Regions from separate parts of the Homo sapiens genome. Here all the other regions are linked to region 2. A link is a loop called in an ENCODE intact Hi-C map of the cell type or tissue named here. Cell type or tissue: A673. All regions are shown on one strand.

The links. Hi-C counts contacts between places; a loop is a spot of excess contacts. Peaks named below come from ENCODE experiments on the same cell type or tissue, not always from the same donor. Only the 100,000 strongest peaks of a DNase experiment are listed, where the experiment ranks them.
Region 1: a loop joins it to region 2, with 2.3 times the contacts of the local background. A loop is called at or near these places in 2 of 110 quality-filtered maps.
Region 3: it touches region 2 in a loop (4-fold over the local background); 15 of 110 quality-filtered maps call a loop at or near these places.

Annotation. Positions count from the first base shown.
Region 1 is chr2:171,952,866-171,960,865 of GRCh38, forward strand. It overlaps HAT1 (histone acetyltransferase 1), which reads left to right. Exons shown (of 11, transcript NM_003642.4): 4 at 16-136. Among named protein-coding and RNA genes, the nearest start is that of HAT1, 34 kb to the left of the region's middle. In A673, a CTCF peak has its summit at 4,414 (motif pointing right); DNase peaks (open chromatin) are centred at 2,096 and 4,376; H3K27ac peaks cover 830 bases.
Region 2 is chr2:171,700,249-171,708,248 of GRCh38, forward strand. DYNC1I2 (dynein cytoplasmic 1 intermediate chain 2) reads left to right here. Exons shown (of 18, transcript NM_001378.3): 4 at 6,299-6,316; 5 at 7,039-7,129. Among named protein-coding and RNA genes, the nearest start is that of DYNC1I2, 17 kb to the left of the region's middle. In A673, CTCF peaks have their summits at 3,550 (motif pointing right) and 6,042 (motif pointing right); DNase peaks (open chromatin) are centred at 3,583, 6,123 and 6,353; H3K4me3 peaks cover 1,910 bases; H3K27ac peaks cover 5,707 bases.
Region 3 is chr2:171,594,049-171,602,048 of GRCh38, forward strand. No RefSeq gene overlaps it. Among named protein-coding and RNA genes, the nearest start is that of CYBRD1, 76 kb to the left of the region's middle. In A673, a CTCF peak has its summit at 4,880 (motif pointing right); a DNase peak (open chromatin) is centred at 4,893.

The DNA.
Region 1 (8,000 bases), 250 kb after region 2:
TTTTTTCCATTTCAGTGAAACTGCTTTTGGTTACAAGGGTCTAAAGATCCTGTTATACTATATTGCTGGTAGCCTGTCAACAATGTTCCGTGTTGAATATGCATCTAAAGTTGATGAGAACTTTGACTGTGTAGAGGTAAGAACAGAAATACTTTTTAAACTGTTTTCCAATTTAATTTATTTTAAAATAGGTTTTAGGCCAGGTGCGGTGGCTCACACCTGTAACCCCAGCAGTTTGGGGGACCAAGGGGGGCAGATCTTTTGATCTTAGGAGTTCGAGACCAGCCTGGCCAACATAGTGAGAGCCCATTTCTCAAAAAAACCACAAAAATTAGTGGGGCGTGGTGGCATGTGTCTGTAATTCCAGCTACTCAGGAGGCTGAGGTCAGAGGATGGCTTGAGCCCAGGAGGCAGAGGCTACAGTCAGCTGAGATCATGCCACTGTACTACAGCCTGGATGACAGAGCTAGACCCTGTCTCAAAAACAAAACAAACAAACAATAAACAAATAGTTTCTAAAAATTAAAGGTTTGGGCTGGGTGCAGTGGCTTGTGCCTATAATGCCAGTGCTTTTGGAGGCTGAAGTGGGAGGATCTCAAGCCCAGGAGTTGGAAACCAGCCTGGACAACATAGTGAGACCCTCAGCTACTTGGGAGGCTGAGGTGGGAGGATTACTTGAGCCCAGGAGCTTGAGGCTGCCAGTGAGCCATGATGGCACCACTGCACTCCAGCCCGGGCAACAGAACAAGACCCTGTCTCTTAAAAAAAAAAAAAAAAAAAAAAAAAAAAATTAAGGTTTGAGGGAAGAGAGAATCTGTTACATGGTAGTTTTAAAATCACATTCTCAGGCTGGGTGTGGTGGCTAACGCCTATAATCCCAGCACTTTGGGAGGCCAAGGTGGGCGGATCACCTGAGGCCAGGAGTTCAAGACCAGTCTGGCCAACATGGTGAAACCCCGTCTCTACTAAAAATACAAAAATTAGCTGGGCGTGGTGGTACACACCTGTAATCCCAGCTACTTGGGAGGCTGAGGCAGGAGAATTGCTTGAACCTGGGAGGCAGAGGTTGCAGTGAGTTGAGATCGTGCCACTGCACTGCAGCCTGGGTGACAGAGTGAAACTGTCTCAAAAAAAAATTAATTAATTAAATAAAATCATATACTCAGTCTTTAGTTATGGAGGCATTTGCCTCCCTGTCATTACAGTTAATCCTGTGATCATGATCCTGTTCTGTTTCCTGCATGGACCTTCTTCATAAAAATCTTTGCCTTTGTGATCAGAGTTTTATTTTTTTGCCAACTTTTGTTTTTTATTGTGGTTATTTCCTATAAGTCAAAGAAGATGGAGGGAAATAGCTAAATTTTCCACTTTTACCTAGTGTGGAATCTATTGAAGTTTCTCTTGCTGCATTTCTAATCCCACAAATTTTGCTAATATATTCCTTTATGGATGGAATACATGGATGATCAAGCTGATCACATTATAAAACTATTTAAAGTGAGTGTATCAAAAGGGGATAAAGGTAAAGAGAGAGATGAGGCCGGGCACAGTGGCTCATGCCTGTAATCCTATCACTTTGGGAGGCTGAGGTGGGCGGATCACCTGAGGTCAGGAGTTTGAGACCAGCCTGGCCAACATGGCAAAACCCCGTCTCTACTAAAAATACAAAAATTAGCTGGGCGCAGTGGTGCATGCCTGTAATCCCAGCTACTCGGGAGGCTAAGGCAGGAGAATTGCTTGAACCCAGGAGGTGGAGGTTGCAGTGAGCCAAGATTGCGCCATTGCACTCCAGCCTGGGTGACAAAGCAAGACTCCATCTCAAAAAAAGAGAGAGAGATGAGTATGCATCTGTGGTAGACTGAATAATGGTTCCCCCCAAAAGATATCCATGTCCTAATATCTGGAACCTGTGAATGGTGCCTCATATTGCAAAAAGCACTTCGCTGATGTAATTAAATATCTTGATATTATCCTGGAATATTTGGGTGGACCTAAATGTAATGACATGTATCCTAATGAGAGGGAGACAGAAGGAAACTTGATGACAGAAAAGGAGAAGGCAGTGTGACCACAGAGGCAGATGTGATATGGCCAGAAGCCAAAGAATGCTTACTCACTAGAAGCTGGAAGAAGAAAGGAACAGATTCCCTCCTAGAGCTTCCAGAGGGAGTGTATTACCTTGGTTACAGCCCAGTGATACTGATTTCAGAACACCTCCAGACCGTAAGAGAATAAATATTGTTTTAAGCCACCAAGTTTGTGGTAATTTATTATAGCAGCCACAGGAAACGAATACAGGTTTTCATACCAGGAAGTGGGATGCTGCTATAACCAATAACTAAAAATGTAGAAGTGTCTTTGGAAATAGGTAGAGGCTGGAAGAGTTTTGAAGGTGCATGATAGAAAAAGCATAGATTACCTTGAATGGACTGTTGGTAGAAATATGGATGTTAAAGGAAATATGGGCTGGGCGCAGTGGCTCATGCCTGTAATCCCAGCAATTTAGAAGGCCAAGGCGGGAGGATCACCTGAGGTCAGGAGTTTGAGACTAGCCTGGCCAACATGGTGAAACCCATCTCTACTAAAAATACAAAAATTAGCCGGGCGTGGTGGCAGGCACATGTAATCCCAGCAACTTGGGGGGCTGAGGCAGGAGAATCACTTGAACCTGGGAGGCAGAGGTTGCAGTGAGCCAAGATCGCGCCATTCATTGCACTCCAGCCGGGGCAACAAAAGCAAAACTCCATCTCAAAAATAAATAAATAAATAAATAAAGGAAATAATGGACTGTTGGTTAGGGCTCAGAATGAAGCTAGGAGTGTAGGAGAGAACACCTGTATCATCTTAGAGAATATATATATAGTCATAAACTTAGTTTTGGTAGAAACACGAACATGAGCTGGATGCGTTGGCTCATGCCTATAATCCCACAGCACTTTGGGAGGCCAGGGCAGGTGGATCACGAGGTCAGGAGTTTGAGTCCAGCCTGGCCAACATAGTGAAACCCCGTCTCTACTAAAAATACAAAAATTAGCCCGGCATGGTGGCGCATGCCTGTAATCCCAGCTACTCGGGAGGCTGAGGCAGGAGAATCACCGGAACCCGGTAGGCGGAGGTTGCGGTGAGCCGATATCGCGCCACTGCACTCCAGCCTGGGCAACAGAGCGAGACTCTGTCTCAAAAAAAAAGTGCCTCTGCTACTGAGGAGAATGAGGCAGGAGGATCATTTGAGGCCAGCAGGTTGAGGCTACAGTAAGGTAAGTATGATCATGCCACTGCACTCCAGCCTGGGTGACAGTGAGACCCTGTCTTTAAAAAAAAAAAAAAAAAAAAAAAGGCCAGGCTTAGTGGCTCACATTTGTAATCCTAGCACTTTGGGAGGCCAAGGTAGGTAGATCACTTGGGCTCAGGAGTTCAAGCCAGCCTGGGCAGTATGGCGAAAACCCATCTCTACACGCACACACGCACGCATGCACACACACACACGCTGACACACACACGCTGGGTGTGGTGGTGTGTGCCTGTAGTTCCAGCTACTCTGGAGCCTGAGGTGGGAGACTGGCTTAAGCACGGGAGGTGAAGGTTGCAGTGAGCCAAGATGGTGCCACTGCACTCCAGCCTGAGTGACAGAGCCAGACCTTGTCTCCAAAAAACAAACAAACAAACAAAAGAACTGCCTCTGGTTGGTGAGGGCTTAGAATAAAATGAGGAACATGTATTTGGCAACTGGAGAAAAGGATATCCTTGTTCTATAGTGGCAGAAAGCCTAGCTGAGTTATGTCCTGCAGTTCTGTGGAAAGGAGAACTTACTGTAAGCAATGAACTTGGATGTTTAGCTGAGGAGGTTTTCATGGAAAGTATTGGAGGTGTGGCCTGATTTCTGGCTGCTTATAGTAAAGTGATGAAAGAGATAAATTGAGGGAAGAACTGTTAAACAAAAAGGATACAGGACTTGATGATTTGGGAAATTCTTAACCTATCCAGATTGTAGAAGACACTAGTTAGGATATTCATTGTCAGGAAGGTGGAAAGTGTGTTCTGGAGAGAAAGCCGTGAGTGTGACAGGATAACCTTTTGCTAGTGCTGAAGGGATTAGGCACGTGACTCATGGATCTCCTCAGTTGTCTCAGCAAAAAGCTAGGAATGTAGATCTGGGGAACATTTGTGGAGGACCCTCTTGTCTAATGGTATGAACCCTCATGACGTACACAGGCGACTCAAGGGTTTTGAGAATTAAAACTTTATAGTGCAGCTTGGATTGACAGGACAAAATGAAGGAAGGCTGTATGAACTCTCCAAATTTCACAGGCAGGAAACAGGCTAATAAAACTGCTCAGCTGCCAACATGTGCTACCTTTAAAGAAAGTGGAAGAATGACTCTGAGGGCAAAGCTTTGGGTCCAGAGGGTGGAGCTGCAGGCCACAGTTATTCTTAGGCCTTGAAACCTAATGGAGTTTGCCATGCTGAATTTTGAAATTGCTTGGTGGCAGTGGCTCCTTTCTTCCTTCCATTTCCTTTTCTGGAATGAGAGATTCTATAACTGTTGTCCTATGCCTGTCCTACCATTGTCTTTTGGAAGTGATACTGTGTTTTCTAATTTCACAGGTTCATAGATGGAGAGGAATTTTGCCCTAGGATGTATCATACCCACAGTCTTACCTATGATGAGAGGTGTGACTTTTGAACTGACTATATCTAGATGAGATTTTGGGCTTGAGTTGATATGGTAATGGTTGAGACTTTTAGGAATGTTTGGATAGAATGAATGTATTTTGCATGTGGGATGGACATGAATCTTTGAGGGCCTTAAGAAAATTATATTTTAGGCTTGTTCTGTTTCCGAGCATTCCTCATTTAAGGGCATTGAAACTTCACCATTGATTTTTTTAAAGATTAAATCCCATTTTGTCACTAAATCATATTTATAAAATTGAAAGTTAATTCTTATAGCAAAATCTCTTTTCTTTGCACTTATTAATCCAGCAAGTTTTAGTAAATTATATCTGATATACTGTTGGTAATACTGTGCTAGACACAAGTATGGAAAATGAAATATATTACTTCATACTGTATGTCATAACTTTCCTCTGCAGAAGTAGCAGTTCCTAAAGAATTAACAATTAAACCAACTTTTTCAGGGCTTTAAACTGATTTTAACTGTTGACTTTACCTCTTTTGCCACCCCTATGCCCCATCTATATTTTTGGTTAAAACCTCCTCTCATTACTGGAACTGACTTACTTGGCCCTTTTTTATTATTTAAATTTTGAGGGATTTGTTATATTTAAAGGTTTTGCCCAAAGTCATACAACTAGTAAATAATCAGTATTGTACTAGGAGATGATTATTTAGTGTTATTATGCATAATATATAATAATATCCTGATTAAAAGATGTTAGGAATATTTATGACCTGTTCTAAGAGGATCCAGGCTCTTGGGCTTACTGCTTTTTCTCTCTCTCTCCCGTTATTTTTTTTTTTAATTTTAAGTTCTGGGATACATGTGCAGAACTTGCACGTTTGTTACATAGGTATCTTTCCCCTTTTGACCATGTGTTTTTCCCCCTCATTAAAAAAAATATTTTTTTAATTTTTAATTTTTTGTAGAGACGGGGTCTTGCTATAGTGCCCAGACTGGCCTCAAACTCCTGGCCTCAAGCAATCTTCCCACCTTGGCCTTCCAAAATGCTGGGATTACAGGCACAAGCCACCGTACCCAGCCTTCTCCTGTGTTTTATGCCATGTGCTCCCAGTTTACTGCTATCATTGTAAGGAGCTTCACACTAGCAAACCCCTTATGGTTAAAAATACCATATTGGTAAGCTTGATGGAATCTGATTACTTCATACTGTATGTCATAACTTTCTTTTGCAGAAGTAGCAGTTCCTAAAACATTAACAATGCCACCAACTTTTTCAGGACTTTAAACTGACATTAACTTCTGACTTTACCTCTTTTGCCAACCCTATGCCCCATCTATAAAACTAATTGTGCGTAGCATGAAAAAGATCTGAAATAGTTTCATATAATATGAATTGTGCATAGCATGAAAAAGATCTGAAGTAGTTTCATATTCATTATTCAACTTTAGTATTAGAAATATTTTGAGTTCTATTTGGTTTTTTTGTGTGTTTTTCCCCACTTCCCAGCCATGTTTGAGATGACTGAGCTTGCCAGATAAATAATATGTAACTACATTTAATATTTGTTTTATTTTATATAGTTTGTTTCCCAGGATAACTTTTGAAATTGTGCAGATACAAAAGTGATTCTGAGTAATACTGTAGTGGTTTGATGTTTGAAAAGATGTAATCTTAGATAAACTAGCATTTAACACATTTATTAAAATAGAGTTTTTTCATAATCAAATATGTAGATTGCTAAATTCTCCAGACCCAAGCCCAGCTAGATATTCTTATTAAAAATGCAGGTGATGTTTTTCCTTGTGTGTAAACCCACTGTTGGAGGGTTTTTGTTTTTTACAGTTGCAGCTGATAGCACTGAATTGATTTCTTCCAAAGGAACTATTGATTTAGTTATAGATAAATCTTTTAAATATTTCATGCAGTGAAAATAGCTGTGTATTTGCATTGACATCTAATTGTTCCATTCTTGAAAATTAGGTTTTTCCATTTAGAAATACTGTGTTAGGAATAAGGAATCAATCTTTTATAATGTCTCTTTGTAGAGTTACTTATTTGCTTTGTGGTCAAAGATCATTTATATTGCGTATTCAAACAAAGACTTTTTTCCCCTTATTAAAAACGATTGGGTAGGGGATATGTGGGTCATGGGCTTGCTTCTTCTATCTCAGTTTGCAGTGAGTGTTCATTCCATAGTGCCTTCTGTGTTGTTGATGCCAGCGATACAGTGGCAGACAAAGTCATGGAGCTTACATTCTAGCCAAGAGGAACAGTCAGTAAACAAAATAGTAAATACACAAATTAAATTCAGGCAGTATTATGAAGATACATTTTGCTCATTTCTGAATGATAAAGGAGGAACCAGCCATGTTATAATCTGAGGGTAAAGCTTACTAAGATACAAAGGCTCTAAAAATACAGCATTTTTGGCATTTTTGTAGTCCAGAAAGATTACCAGGGTTAAATCATTGTGGTGATGGAGAGAGGGGTAGGAGATGGTTGAAGGGGATGCAAAGCTAGATCATCATATAGGATCTTGTGTTCTGTGATAGGTGTTTGCAAGAAATAAGAGTAGTTGGCATTCTTTAGAGGCATTCTTAAGTAGGTGGAGGTCATAAACAATGTGATTTATATTTTTAAAATATGATTCTGGCTGCTGTGCAGAGAACACACTGTATAGGGCAAAAGTGAAAGAAGAGACCGGAACATTGCAGTGTTAGAGGTGACACTGGACTTAGTTGTCAGAGTAAGGAACATTTTGGAGGTCTGCTGTTGAATTAGATGTGACAGATGAAGAAAAAAAACGAGAACCCCATTGCCCAAGTTCAATTATGGTACTGTTAACTGGGAAAACTATAGAAGAAATAGGTTTAAGTGGAAACAATAAAAAAATTTTATTTTGGATGTTAGGTTTGAGTCTAATATATTAGGGCTTTGCAGATCATACTGCATAGATGGTCAGCAGCCATAACATCTGCTTAGAAGTTATTTCTTATTAGGATTATGTCATTACATTAATTTTTAATCATCCATTCTTTTACTTTTCCAAGCTGAATGCTCTAGTTGCACCTAAAATTCTTCAGTCACAATTAAGATGCCTATAAAATCTCTACTAGCCACCATCTTTAAAGGAAACATAATTCTGAATTTTACAATACAATAAACTTGATTATTCAGACACTGATGATTTTTTCATCTGGTTGTCCTTGACCTTTGCTTTTATTAACACCTCCTGCTCTGTGCTTGTAATGCCAGCTACTCTGTAGGCTGACTCAGGAGGATCATTTGAGGCCAGGAATTTGAGACCAGCCTTGGTAACATAATAAGACCCTGCCTATTAAAAAAAAAAAATGCTGA
Region 2 (8,000 bases):
CATGTTAGCTGGGTTCTCCCAGAGTGAGCAATCGAAGAGAAAAAGAGAGTCAGAAGAAAACTGTCCTTTTTATGACTTAGATTTGGAAGTCACAAAGCATCACCTCTGCCACATTCTGTCCATTGGAAGAGAAACACTAAGTCCAGCCCACATTCACAGAGAATTTACCCATAAATCAAAGTCACAAATTTTTGAGGGATTTTCTGAGAGATTTCAACATTTAAAAAAATCGTAGCCTTATAAGTGATGAAAGGCATTTTAATAGAGTTTTAAGCAGGATAGTGTCTTAGATGGGTCACTAAACCAAACTACTGTAGAGACTAAAGACTGGCTTGTTTAATCGTAACTATAACCAGCTTTCAATTACCCTAGTTTTTTTGTTTTTTGTTTTTTGTTTTTTTGAGACAGAGTCTTGCTGTGTCGCCCAGGCTGGAGTACAGTGGCGTGATCTTGGCTCACTGCAAGCTTCACCCCCTGGGTTCCCGCCATTCTCCTGCCTCAGCATCCAAAGTAGCTGGGACTACAGGCGCCCGCCACCACGCCCGGCTAATTTTTTGTATTTTTAGTGGAGATGGGGTTTCACCGTGTTAGCCAGGATGGTCTCAATCTCCTGACCTCGTGATCCACCCTACTCAGCCTCCCAAAGTGCTGGGATTACAGGTGTGAGCCACTGTGCCTGGCCAATTATCCTAGTTTTATAGCCTGTCTTAGGTGACTCTGATTTTTGAGAGTTGACTCTGAGAAAAGTTGGTTAAAATAAAAAATATGTCTTGATAAACCATTTGTAGCCAATAACAAACTGATTTTATCTTAATGGATTTGAACTCAAAAACAAGCTTTTTGCTGGGGTAAATATTGTAGTATTAGTATTGTATTTTTATATTCATCTTGAATGGGCATGTTTAGACTATAAACTTTAAAAGAGATCATTCCCCTGCTATTTTTCTTTTTTTTGGAGACGGAGTCTTGCTCTCTCTCCCGGGCTGGAGTGCAGTGGCACGATCTCCACCTCCCAGGTTCAAGCAATTCCCCTGCCTCAGCCACCTGAGTAGCTGGGATTACAGACATCTGCCAACAAGCCCAGCTAATTTTTGTATTTTTGGTAGAGACGGGGTTTCACCATGTTGGCCGGGCTAGTCTCGAACTCCTGACCTCAAGTGATCCACCCACCTGGTCCTCCCAAAGTGCTGGGATTATAGGTGTGAGCCACTGTGCCCAGCCCCTTGCTGTTTTTCTTTATGCCAACTTTTTTTTTGTTTGTTTATGAGTGTAGATACAAGAGAGAAAGGGAGAAGGAAGAAAGATACCATTAAACTTCATACTGTTAGTTTAATGTTATTACTAAATTAAGCCATGGAGAGATAATTTAGTTAAGTAGCTACTTTTTAAAATAAAAATGTCCCTAGTGAACATGATTGGCTATAGAAAGGTTTTGAAGAACATTTTATATATGATTTAAACTTTGTTGAGTATTTGGATTAGTTATAAGACAGTGGGGAAGGTAGCATATTTTATCTCCAGTCATTTTATAAATAGATTATTAATAAAAAATTTTTTACAGAGTATACTATCTGGCATAATTTTCAACAAAGGTTTTTCTGAGTGGGGCGGAATAGTATCTTCCTCTTGATTAAATATTAGCTTATCTGTTGTGAACTATTTGACTTCAGAGTTTTTAGCTGTCAGTAATTAAGAGTGGAGACTCAATTCTGGTCAAGATAGAACATTGTAGGGAGCAGTAAATAAATATGCTTTGAAAAACAAGCCAAATGTCATTGCTTTAATTTATTTAGCTTATGATATCTATTTGAAATTTTCAATAATGTGTAGGCATGTGAGATTGTGTTTATCAAAGCAGCATGAGCTGATTAACAGTTGAATTACCAGTTTCTCCAAATAGCTATGAACAAAGGGTTGGCTGTTCCTTCCCAGAAAAGGTTAACACTGTATTTAGATTTAAGAATTTAAGTTTCCAAGTTAGATCTACATCTTTTCCTTTCTTTGAGGTTCTTATTTCTAAATGATGTTTCCCTTTCTTGTTGGCAGATTTACCATTATAATGGAACCTGTGAAGGGTTAAAGGCTTTCTGAAGATCTCATTACCGTTAGAAAATTAGGCTAAGTGCATTTCATAATCCTTAAAACATATGCCTACAAGTCCAGTATTTATTTGTAATTTGGCCTGAAAAATACAGGATACGGATGAAGGCCATGGCTTTCAAACCTTTTTTGACAGTAAACCACAGTAAAAAATCTATTTTGTATCATGACTTAGGATGGATACTTGTTTTTCTTTTCAATATAGAATGTACTCCTTATTAAATATTTTTAAAGCATAGAAGTATAAAAACACTGGGTTTATTTTAAAAAATCAATCTATTGTTTTCCTAAAGTGGATTTTTTTTTCCTACTAAAAACAATTGGTTTAAAGAAAAAAGAGATACAGCTAATCAAACCTCTCATAACTTTTCTTTGCTGGTAGTTTTTTTTTTTTTAAACAGTCTCACTCTGTTGTTCAGGTTGGAGTACAGTGGCACAAACTGCAGCTTCTACCTCCAGGCTCAAGCAGTACTTTCACCTCAGCCTCCCAAGTAGCTTGGACTACAGGTTCACACTACCATAGCCATCTAATTTTTTTGTTTTTGTAGAAATGGGGACTCACCCATCTCTACAGGCTGAGTGTGCAGGCTGGTATCAAACTCCTGGCTTTAAGCGATCCTCCTGCCTTGACCTTCCAAGATGCTGGGATTACAGGCATGAGTCACTGTCCCTGCCTACTGGTAGATTCTTAATTATTTGGCAACTTGATGACTTTTTGTTAGAGATTCTTGAGAGCAAGGAGAATATATTACTTACATTTTTACCTCTGGTGCCATCACAGGCTAGACACCTAAATTTTTGTTCCATTATTACTAGGTCATGTCTTACCGCCTGGTAAGGGCGAATTAAAGCCATTCTGCTTTAGGACAACAACTAAATCGTATTGTTTAATTTAATTATTTTTTGAGACAGGGCCTCACTCTGTTACCCAGGCTGGAATACAGTGGTGCAACCATGGCTCACTGCAGCCTTGACCTCCTGGGCTCAAACAATCCTCCCGCCTCAGCCTCCTGAGTAGCTGGGACTACAGCCATGCGCCACCATGCCCAGCTGATTTTTTGTAGAGACAGAGTCTTGTTATGCTGGCCAGGCTTGTCTCAAATTTCTAGGATCAAGGAATCCTTTTGCCTCAGTCCCCCAAAGTGCTGAGATTATAGGCATGACACATCACACCCGAGCTAAAATGTTATTTTCACTTATTAATTTCTTTTTTTTAATGTAATGCTCTAAATCACATTGACAAGGAGAATAAAGGAAATGAAACTCTTACGAGAGATTAGTAGAGGATATTTAAACCTCATTATGAAGAGAAAGAGCAAGGGGAAGGAAGAAATTAATATTTCAGAGAGTTAAGGTTTAAAGTAACATCTTTCAGAAGGTCAAAAAAAAGTAAGGTATGAAAAATAGGTAGTTATTTAAATTTTAATATTCCGGGCTAAGAACACTTGTGTCCAGAAGGGGGCATTATTGTAACGTGGACTGTGTTTGAGTACTGAGTATCATTGATGACCTTAGAAGAGACTTCACAACTTTGGGTTCCACGCATCCCAAAAGCTCACTCCTTCCATTTCACAGTCTTCTACCAACACTCCCATTCCCTACATTCACCTTCCTTAGCTTTCTACCTTTTCCAGGTCTTTCTTCCTGATAAAAACCCCTTCTTGCCAGAGGCTTTCTTCTACTTGAAAAATAATTCAGCTATGTGCCATCCTTTGCCCTTGAGACTTCTGTGTAGTTCTGAGTGGTTGACCCAGACTTAATGCTAATTCTAAATCTAGGTGCATTCCCAGGTCCTTTGTGGTCTAAAAATATTCTAGTTGTTTCTTCACAGGCCAGAAGCCAGCAGTGTTAATTTTATATCCTTGGAAGGACAAGGTCTAAGCTGGTAGGAAAGGCTTTCTTGATTGCCTTTTTGTCCTGGATAGTTAAAGAAGTACAGTCTTTCTCACATTACCTACATGATCAGTGACTGCCATGGTTTAGCTTTTTTTTTTTTTCTTTTTTTTTTTCTTCTGTGACAGTTGTCAAAGAAGAGAATAGGTATCTGTGCTCTAAACTTCTAAGAAGCTGAAATTCATTAACATATTCACCTATGTTTATATTAATTCCTTTACTTTATACCATTTAAAACCTGTTTTAGGCTGTTTATGTGCAGAACTGTGGAGTAAAGGTAATCTGATTGAATCACTGTTCTTACTAAGCAGATCATATCTCAGATACTTGGCAAAAATTAATTAGTAATGGTTTATGTTATTTTCAAGGCTGATTAGACTTACAAACTGTCTTTAAAAATGAATTCCAGAAGTGAGTCTTTTCTTACATTTGAGAACCTGTGAGTTGATTAGTGTTTCTGTTTTGTTTTGGCCTCCTGAATGCATGCATTCATTTGTTCTCAGGGGTTTATTGAAGTCTGGGAATATAGTGGTATTTGCCTTCTTGCATAATTCTAGTATTCTTTGATTTTTCTAGATTAATTGGATTAAAATGTAGCAGTTACCAAATAACACTATCATTCCCCTTTTTAAAAATTAATATTCCTCCTTTTGTAATGATAGTAATTTTTTTCTAGGATTGTCCCTTCTGTGGTATACATTATTTATTATTGCAAAATGTAGCTGTGGCTCAGATAATAGCTAAGAGTCCTTTATAGAGTCTTTTCCATCATTTGGCTTGAACCTATATTTGGGAGAAAGAAGATAGTTCTGGGATGGAGATATTTATATAATTACAAATGTGAAGTCACTGTGATTTATTTTGGCTTTGGCTAAGAAACTGTGATAATATGGTAGCATCACCCTTTTATTTTTTATTTCTGAAACTTTTATTTCAGAACTGGCTGTTAATGTATCTGTTTATCTGTGTAATTAGTATTTAGCCTGTTTCTGTAAAGAATTTTGATTAACATTTTTTAAAAATGTAGTCTTTAACCAAGTAAAATACTGTTGAACTTGTTCAGTGGAGTCATTGATACTTGAAATCATCAGAAAGGGGGAAAAGCATGTTAAACTGAAAAAGAATTCTGTAGTTCATCACAAATAGATTGATGGGAATTTTACTAATTTTCCTCCAACCTCTGATATGTACACTTGGAAAAATTGTTTTTCTGAGTATGAAATTAGGTATGTAATTTAAAGCATACAAAATTTCTTCTTTAAAAATCTTGAAAACATTGTGGTGCCTCACTATAATTTAATAAACATTTATTTGTGTTTACAGCACAGTAGGCAAACAACTGTTAAGTATTACTCTAGTCCTATATCAGTTGGGACTTAGACTAGGGGAAGCCTCACAGTGAAAGATGGACAAAAAATGAAGAAATGTAACCTAAGATAAATTAAGGGACATTAATATTCTTCTACTTTAGATGAAAATCATTTTTAGGTACTTTGAATTATACATACAGCACCTAGCACAGTGCCACCTACATGTAAACTATAGGAAGCTATCTGGTCTTATAGTTGTTTCTGACACATTTAATCACAATATTAGAAACATTGATGAAGTTTTTATAGTCCTTTGAAATTTAAGCAGTTAGCCACTGTATCTTAGGAAAGAAATATTCTAGTTGTGATTTTTTTTTCTTATAATCTTATTGGTGTCAATTAGAATTTACCATTGAAAAAATAAGGATGATCAGTTTTATACTTATGTTTAAGATGTGAGCCATCATAATATATTATACATTTTGATAGATTACCAAGCCCACTGTTTTTACTGCAGCGTGTATAAACATTTAGACATAATTTTAAGGTTCAATGAATGTGACTATCCTAAAAAACACAGACTTTTAATTAAATACTTATTTCTTTAGTTCCTATATAACTAGGAACTTGCCTTCTTTTCAGTAGACTGTTAAAAGAAGGGCTTTCAGCTCAACATAAACTGTATTAGTCACTTAATATCATACACTGAAAAATTATTTTGAAAAGATACTTGGGATTGGGGACATTTATGATAAAATTTAACCAGAAGATGGCAGTGATGATCCTCCTATACTCCCTGCAACGGTAATCAAAAAGTTTTACAAATGTCATAGCATGAAATGTGCACGTTCAGCTGTTGTTATATAATGTTAAAAGTTGAGGATCTAGGGGAAAGCACTTGCTGTTTATTTTATATACTATGAAAAATGTGTATTTTTCTATAAGAAGGGATTAAGAATATTTTGGGTGTCTGTATCTTTGTCTGTACACTTCAGTTTTTTCTGAATACTGGGGTAAGGAAGTTCCCATAAGTCTTGCCTTGTTTATTTGCATGCATCACTTTATGTTATGCATAATGTCTAGAAGGCATGCTGTTTTATTGCCTGTTTGCATTTTTCACCCAAATTGCTGGAAACTAATGAACATTTTAAAGGAGCCATTCCTTTAGCTGCAGTCATTTCTCTAAATTGATATCTTTTTTTGGGGGGGAGGCAGTGAAATCATTTTAAACATTACTTTTTGAAAGAAAAAATTATTAGACAAAAGTTAATATTTTAAAATAAATCTTGAGAAACTAGAGATTAAATAACTTAATGAAACATATTTCAGAGTTGAATTTTGGCAGCAATTGTAAATAATATTTATAATCTGGTGATATTAAAAGTGAAAAGTTACAAGGGGGAGAAGGAATGCTCTCCTTTGAAAATTAGTGGCCACATTTGGTGATGGATGAGATGAAGATGCATCCTTCCATAATCTTGCCTTTTTAAAAAAATTATAAAGCTCAAATGCATTTTGCCAGAAAAATTGCATGAATCTTCAGCATGCATTGTTAACTTTTTGTCTTTTCCCCTTTCTTTCTGCTGTTCATTTTCATTCATATATTTTTGATTTTTGGTTTGCCATTGTTTTTTTCTTTTTTGTTAATTACTTCATTAAATTATTTTTGAAACGTCATAAGCTGAGCAACCTCTCCGTGTAGTAACAGCGGATACCTGTCTATTTCACTATTTAGTCCCTCCTCCTATGTCTCCATCCTCCAAATCTGTGAGCACTCCAAGTGAAGCTGGAAGCCAAGACTCTGGAGATGGCGCCGTGGGATCTAGGTACAGTAATTTTCCTTTTAATGTTTTAATGATAGAATGCATTCAGTGCCCAAATACTGTTGATACTTTAAAGGGACTCTAAATAGTTGTGTCGAGTTAGTCCTAACATTTTAAAATCTAAAATGGCATAGAAATTCTCTGTTGGACACTGGGAGAAAAAAAAGGTTTCTTTGTTTTTTTTTAATAATATTTTAACTGTCACATTTAATTAACTTAGTACTAAATAGTCAACCGGTTTTATGCTAATTATTTTATATTAAAAATAGAGATATTAATGCTTTTAGATTTTTCTGTTTAAACTTTTTGTTGGTTATTACGTGAATGTTTTGGGTGTAAATAGTGTAAAACCTCTCTCTTGTGCTTGATTCCCCATTCAGTAATTGAAAATGTAAACAATTCTGTTAAACAGTTCAATTCTGTTCTATTAAGTCATTAGTTCTGCTAATTAAGATAGAGAATAATAATGCATAAAATGTCAAGAGTAAGGAATAACTGCTAAGGACAACATTGAGAATGTTTACTGTCAAGCATTCCTGAACTTGCATCTTCCTTGTAAAATTACATTTCGTGTTTGTTTTAGGATCCTGCATACATGTTGGGACTTGCTTTTCAAAAGTTCAGTAAGATTTCAGCTTTCTTTCAAAGATCATATTGGGAAAAGTATTACTACTTATTCCTCTTTGTCTCTCTCACACACACACACACACACACACACAAAATAGTGAGTATTAAATGTACTTTTTGACTTCTGAAATGAAATTAAACATAGGTAGTCAAAATCCACAGCTGATTAAGAATGCTTATTTTGGGCCAGGAAGTTGCATGTCCTCACCAAGAAAATCTCTTAACACACCTTTTAATAAGACATAAG
Region 3 (8,000 bases), 110 kb before region 2:
CAAATATGTCGTTAAAAGAGCATCCAAATATTTAGCTAATAGGAACAGAACAATAGGATAAACCTAAAGAAAGTGGAAGGATGGGAATCATAAGGGAAAAAAATAATGAACTAGAAAATGAAGAAACAGTAAAGCACATCTTTTGAAAAGACTCATGGAAGTGATGACCCAGACAGAAAGGCTGTGCCCAATCCCCAGTGTTGCAGTTGGGGAGAGCACAGGTTTCATAGAAAAGTGCTGCATTGCCAGGCACGGTGGCTCACGCTTGTGATCCCAGCACTTTGGGAGGCTGAGGCGGGTGGATCACCTGAGGTCAGGAGTACAGGACCAGCCTGGCCAACATGGTAAAATCCCATCTCTACTAAATAATACAAAAATTAGCCAGGCGTGGTGGTGGGTGCCTGTAATCCCAGCTACTTGGGAGGCTGAGGCAGGGAGAATTGCTTGAACCCGGGAGGCGGAGCTTGCAGTGAGCCGAGATCATGCCACTGCAGTCCAGCCTTAGTGACAGAGCGAGATTCTGTCTCAAAAAAAAAAAAAAAAAAAAGAAAGAAAGAAAGAAAGTGCTGCATCCAATTGGATAAAGAAAATGTGGTCCATATATACCATGGAATACTACACAGCCATAAAAAATGTCTTTTGCAGGAACATGGATGGAGCTGGAGGCTATTATTCTTAGCAAACTAACACAGGAACAGAAAACCAAAAACCACATGTTCTCACTTATAAGTGGGAGTTGAATGATGAGAACACGTGGACACAAGGAAGGGAACAACAGACAGTGGGGTCTACTTGGGGGTGGAGGATGGGAGGAGGAAAACGGCAGAGAAAATAACACTTGAGCTGGGAGCAGTGGCTCATGCCTGTAATCTCAGCTCTATGGTAGGCCAAGCGGGCGGATCACAAGGTTGGGAGTTCGAGAGCAGCCTGACCAACATGGCGAAACCCCATCTCTACTAAAAATACAAAAATTAGCCAGGCATGGTGGCACGTGCCTGTAATCCCATCTACTCAGGAGGCTGAGGCAGGAGAATCGCTTGAACCCAGGAGTTGGAGGTTGCAGTGAGCCAAGATCACTCCAATGCACTCCAGCCGGGCGACGGAGCAAGACTCCATCAAAAAAAAAAAAAAAAAAAAAAAAAAAAAGAAAGAAAGAAAATGACACTTGAGTACTAGGCTTGATACCTGGGAGATGAAATGATCCGTACAACAAACCCCCATGATGTGAGTCTAGCTATATAACAAACCTGTACATGTACCCCTGAATCTAATATAAAAGTTAAAAATTTAAAATATATATATTTTAAGTGCCACCTTCAACAGTTCCTGAACAGACTGTGGTGGCTGAGGGACAGGTCCAGGCAGATTCTAGATTTTCCATAAAATGGGAAATCCTCTCAAAAGCCAGTGAATGCCAGCATGGTCCAGGGAACAAAACCAAGAGCCCTTGACCCTCCAAGAGAAAGTGGAGGTGACTATTTAGGCCACAGAAGGAGGAAGAGGCAGAGTATGGGACCAGCCTCAGAGCTGTTGGGGTCAGAGCCATCAGCCAGGCATGTGGTAGAAAGATCATTTAGGACCATGTGGGTCCCTTGGGGAGGGTGAGCAAAGCTCAGACCAGAGCTCCTCCTAATGCCAGCACTCCATGGACACTCCCATTGTGTTCCACCTGGGAATTCATATCTCTCCAGGGAGAAAGGAAGGAGAAGAAGGAAGGGAGAATTTCATAGTTGATGTTTACTTACCCAGAAGAGACTGAGTCTAAACTAAATGCTACAGTTTGAATTAGAAAAACATTTTTGCATATCTGAGTCCTAAGACTCTGAAATTCATGCTAGCTATAAAAGAATAAATGTGCAAAGAGGACTTGAAAAATCTAAATAACTAGACCTTGGAAAAATCAGAATGGAGAGTCAGGTTGAGTCACAGGAGCTTTCTGCTGGCGTTTAGCCATTAATGTGATTCAGCTTCTTGCTCTTTATGCCTTTGCTCCCTTCTCTCTCCTCTTCCAGGCAGATAATTCCTTCTGTATTTGCAAATCAGTTTCCCTAGAGAAAAAAGTACATTGGCTCAGCTCACCAGTTCACACCAAGTCTCACCATAGTGAGTTAGCCCAAGGGCTTCCTTTGGGTGAGTCTTGCTTCCATTACATCTTCCCAGTCTCCCCATACTCCCCCACCACCTCCTCACAGGCACGTGTATGTGTGCAAAGACCAGCTCAGGTTGAGTGAGGCAAGCTTGAGGAGTGATATTCCTGGTGTCTACAGTTAAAATATGGGAGAAAAATATACAGGCCACTATGATCTCGATTTTCCTGCCCAAGAATATGAGCCTAAATGAGGTAAAGTGTGAGTGCCTCATACAAAGGCTGGCTGTGTACTAAGCCCTGTGTTAGCTGTTATAAGAGCCAAGGGAAAACTTCCCCGTGGCCCCTAAAGGTTTGCAAAAATCAACTGACAAAAGGCAGAGTAATAGGAGAAAAGGCATATGAATGTATTTGACCATAGTTTTACATGACACAGGAGCCTTCGGAATGAAGACCCAAAGATACGGATGAAACTGTCTACTTTCATGCTTAGGTTCACCAAAATGTGGACGGAAAGGCTATGAGCTATAATAGACTGAGTGGGGAAACCCAAGAAGGCCTGTCTATTATTTATTTATTATTTATTTATGTTTAATTTATTATTATTATTTTTTGAGATGGGGTCTCACTCTGTCACCCAGGCTGGAGTGCAGTGGTGTGATCTCCACTCACTGCAACCTCTGCCTCCTGGGTTCAAGTGAGTCTCCTGTCTCAGCCTCCCAAGGAGCTGGGATTATAGGTGCGCACCACCACACCCAGCTAATTTTTGTATTTTTAGTAGAGATGGGTTTCATCAGGTCTCAAACTCCCAACCTCAGGTGATCCGTCCACCTTGGCCTCCCAAAATGTTGGGATTACGGGTGTGAGCCAACACACCTGGCCTCTATTTAGGTTCTTCTTGGCCTCTGTGCAGCCTTCCTTCCTCTTGGGTATGGGGCTGGACCCTCTCTGGAATGGGGAGATCTTATGACCTACAATCAGACAAACTAGGTCAAATTGCTTCTTTATGGCCAGTTTTTACACAGAAAGGTGATGTGGGTGGAGGAGTGGAGTTAGAATAATATGTTTAGGTTTTATGGCTGGCTTTAGGGGAAATGGATTTTGGTTTCTGAGATGCACCTTGCCAAAGAGTTTCTTCAGTAGCTAGCCTTGGGGGAGAATGAGAGGCCAGTGACAGGAGGCGAGAAGAAGGTCAGAGAGAGCTGCTTCTGAGGTCTTCATTTTGGGTTATCATTTTCTGAGATCTTACACTGTCATTATCAACAACATTAGATTAGAGCAAAACCTTGGGCTACCTTTTTTTTTGTAAGTCCCTTTTCAACTCTCCTTTTTATTTTTTTTTAAACCATCCTCAGAAATCCTCTAGTCATTTCCTATAATTATTCTATACATATAAATCCTACCTCTCTAACAAGGCCAGATAATTTTTTTAGGAGTTTTCCCTATTTTTTCTTTTGGATCATCCACAGACTCCAGGGGAGTGTTATGCACAGATCAAGTGCTCAAATGATAAAATACTTTATTATACATTGGCTTCATGAGACATTTATCAAATTGTTCTGAAAATTTATTGAATTGAATTTATTCAGTTGAATTAAAACTTCCTATTAACAAGATAGTAATTATTTGAAAGACACATACATTTTACTAATGAGCACCTAAAGAGTGGCCAGATGCTGTGCATGCCATCTCCCAAACATGCCAGCCTGTTCCCTGGTCCGCACCTGTCTGTCTTAACCATTTACTTCTATGCTTCAAACATTCTCACATGGAGACTAAAAAAGATATAACAGCAAAAAAATCAGGCCTAGTTTATGATTCTAAAAATAAACTTAGCTGGGCATGGTGGCACACCTGTAGTCCCAGCTACTTGGGAGGCTGAGGTGAGAAGATCGCTTGAGGCCAGGAGTTTGAGGCCAGCCTGGGCAACATAGACCCTGTCTGAAAAAAAATAAAAATAAACTTAAAACCAGTAATTTTTAAAACATTTCTTATGGAAAATGTCAAACATAAACATAAGATAGAGGGAACAATTTAATGGAGTCTCAAACTTCAAGAGTTATCAACATTATGGCAAATCTTATACCCTAGTCAACTGTTTTTCCATGCTGTATTACTTTAAAGAAAAATCTAGACTATTCCTCCTGTAACCTTTCAGAATGTATCTCTAAAAGATAAGGACTCTTTTATTAAACATAACCATAATATCACTAAAAAATAACAATGTTTCCTTAAGACCATAAAATATCCAAGGTTCAAATTTCCCAAATTGCCTCCCTAATGCTTTTCAGAGTTTTACAATTAAGATCCAAATTAGGTCACGCTTTGCATTTGATGATGTTTTTCTTCAATCTCTTTCAATTGAAGTTCTTTCCTCTCTCCTTTTTCCCCTTTGTAATTTATTTCTTGAAAGAACTGGGTCATTTGTCCCATAAAGTTTCCCACATCCTAGATCTGCTGATAGAATCCTTACACTGTGTGAATTATGTTCTTTAGTCCCCTGTACTTCCTATAAACGGGTAGATTTTCAGCCCTGTGCAATAGAACTTTTTGTGATGATGGAAATGTTCTATATCTACACATGTGGCTATTATGCTAGTGTAACCGAGGGATTGAATTATTTTTATTTTATTTTAATTAATTTAAAGTTGACCACAAGCAGCTAGTGCCCACCATAATGGACAGCACATAGAGGTTAACTGAAATGGAAATAGACACGTGGCTAGTGTCTACTGTATTGGATTCAGGTTTGATTATTTATCAACAGTATGTCATACATGGTGAACTTCCACTAGGGGGCTCACAATGCCTGGTTGTCTGTAATGTTAGCAGCCCATTGGTGATCATTGTCTGTACCCGTACGTGAGAGCAGTTGCAAAATGATAAGACTCGATTTCTATCATTCCTTCTTTATTTATTAGCTGAAATCTATCAAGAAAACAATGACTCATCAATAGTTTGATTGCTCTGAGGTATAATTTATACAAGAAAGACAGAATAAATAGATGTTTAACTTTTTGAGGAGCTGCAAGACTGTTTCCCAAAGCAGCTCCACCCTTTAACATTCCCACCAGAATGTATAAGGGTTCCAATTTCTCCACATTCTTACCAATACTTGTTATTGTCCCTCTTTTTTATCATAGCCATCCTAGTGAGTGTGACGTGTATCCCATCGTGGTTTTGTTTGCATTTTCCTAATAACTAATGATGGTGAGCATCTGCTCATGCTTATTGGCCATTGGTATATGTCTATGGGAGAAATTTCTATTCAGATCCTTCGCCTACTTTTAAATGAGTTATTTATCTTTTTATTATTGAATTGTGTTATTTATATACCCTGGAGACAAGTCCTTTATCAGATATATGATTTGCAAATATTTTCTCACCTTCTGTGGGTTGTCTTTCACTTTTTGTCCGTCCCAGCATTTGCACTAAGACCCTTGCTGCCCGTCGCGCCTCCCAGCCGATAACTGAGCAGGGAGGGGATAATAAGGCAGGCTCATTCCTGGAGATGTGGGACTTCTCTTATGGCTGAAGGTTTTTGCCAAACCTTCCTTACACTGCTCAGTGGTCCAGGATGCTTCATCCAACCTTCCCTCCTTTTCTTCTTTGAGATCGGACTTGCATTGCCATCTGACGGCTCTCAGCCTTCTCCTCCTGCCCATGTCTCTCACAGCAGAATTTTTCTTAATAAAATCTTTGCACATTTAATTCCATCTTGGTGTCTGCTTCTCAGAGGACCTGGACTAACACATCAGGCAATGGCAATGCCTACCCTAAAGAACGACTTTTACAGTTCAAGGCCAAAGTCCTTCTGTATTGGATAGCAGCAGCAACCCAAAGCAAGAACAAAGGTAGAGATCTGGACTCTCTAGTTGACCACAGGGTTTCTACCCAGCGAGAAGGATGATGATTTTTTGAGCTGGATAAATCACACCTGGATTTGAATATCAGCTCTGCCACTTAGGAATTTGGTGGCTTTGACAAGTTATTTAGCCTCCCTGTGCCTTAGTTTCTTCATCTGCAAAATGTCAACAATACCAATGCTGTCTCTCTGCATTTTTTAAGATTGAATAAAATAATGTAAAAAGTAACTAGTACAGAGTACAGAGCAGGAGCTCACCAAATGTTGGTTTCCTTTCCACACCCTTCAATCAGGCAGTATCATGCTCAGTTAACTGTTCAAAGGCAAGTCATAACTTGGCTGGATATGGGCTGCACACACTTTGTAGGAGTAAGCTAAGTGGTGAGCATAGAGTTTTCCCTTGCCTTTCCCTGATCTACTCTGGCCAGCTATTGCCCTCTTAGCTTCCTGGGTACTCAAGAGATGAGCTTTCCTGATGGGTTCCATAGAGATACCCAAGAAAAACACTGCTCTGAAGGAAAAAGATAAGGTTAGGCTAGAACCCCTAAAGCACAATGCGGTCCCAAGAGAAACAAGCTCTGTTATGTTTTCTGACAGTGACACAGGTGCCTATGGAGGAGGTGGCCCAGGAAAGGGACGGAGGAAGGAAGAAAAGAAATTCTGGAGAATCTGACAGAGGCAATTCAAGTTTCTGAAAAAGTTCTTTCTAGTGGTTTGTGAGCATGTTAGCAATAAGGCAGCACACATGGATGTCCATGTCCTAAATAAGTAATCTTTCCCCTTTGTTTCCTCTAGCCAAGATTGATGTGGGCTGGGCACGGATTACATGCATGTAATCCCAGCACTTTGGGAGGCCAAGGTAGGTGGATCCCTTGAGCCCAGGAGTTTGAGACCAGCCTTGGCAACTTAGGCTCTTGCAAAACCCCATCTCTACTAAAAAAAAAAAATAGCCGGGCATAGCAGCACGTGCCTGTAATCCCAGCTTCTCAGGAGGCTGAGGTGGGAGGATTGCTTGTGCCTGGGAGGCAGAGGTTGCCGTGAGCCATGATCGCACCATTGCATGCCAGCCTGGGCAACAGAGCCAGACCCTGTTTTGTTTTTTGTTTTTGTTTTTTTTTAATTGATTTAAAGAATGTTAAAGCACGTGATTGAATATGGAAATATCAGGAAAGATGTTTACCAAAATACCTTTGTGGCTGTCTTTGGATGGTGGGATTTCAGGTTTTTGATCTTTATAATTTTCTGTATTTGCTGCCTTCTGTGCTGCCCAAAGCTGCTCTCCCTTCTCCTCACCTCACCTGAATTTTTGTGTTGTTCTGCGATGGCGCCTCTTGGCCTCCAGCTTCCATAACCTTCCCAAGTGCTCTGCCCCAGATATCCCCACTTTTAACCAGCTTTTTTTCTCTTTAAAAATTCTCTGGACAAAGTCTGCTCCTTCTGGCCAGATGTGGTGGCTCACATCTGTAATCCCGGCACTTTGGGAGTCCAAGATGGGAGGATCACTTGAGGCCAGGAGTTCAGGAGCAGCCTGGTCAAGATGGTGAGACCCTATCTCTATTTTAAAAATTAAAAGATACGTCGGCACAGTGGCTCACACCTGTAATCCCAGCACTTTGGGAGGCAGAGGTGGGTGGATCACCTGAGGTCAGGAGTTCAAGACCATCCTGGCCAACATGGTCAAATCCCATCTCTACTAATAATACAAAAATTAGCCAGGCGTGGTGACACGTGCCTGTAATCCCAGTTACTCAGGAGGCTGAAGCAGGAGAATTGCTGGAACCTGGGAGGCGGAGGTTGCAGTGAGCTGAGATCACTCCACTGCACTCCAGCCTGGGCGACTAAGGGAGACTCCATCTCGAAAATAAAAATAAAAGAAAGTCTCCTCCTTCTGTTGTTCTCACACACTTCGCGTTGGCATCTTCCCTTCCACACACATTCTAAACTCCAAAGGGCCTTGATGATGAGGAGGCTCTTTGAAGAAAATCTCTAGTCAGCCCAAGCCTAACCCTATCCCTGCAAAAATCATGTTGTGGTTGGAAGTGTGGATTA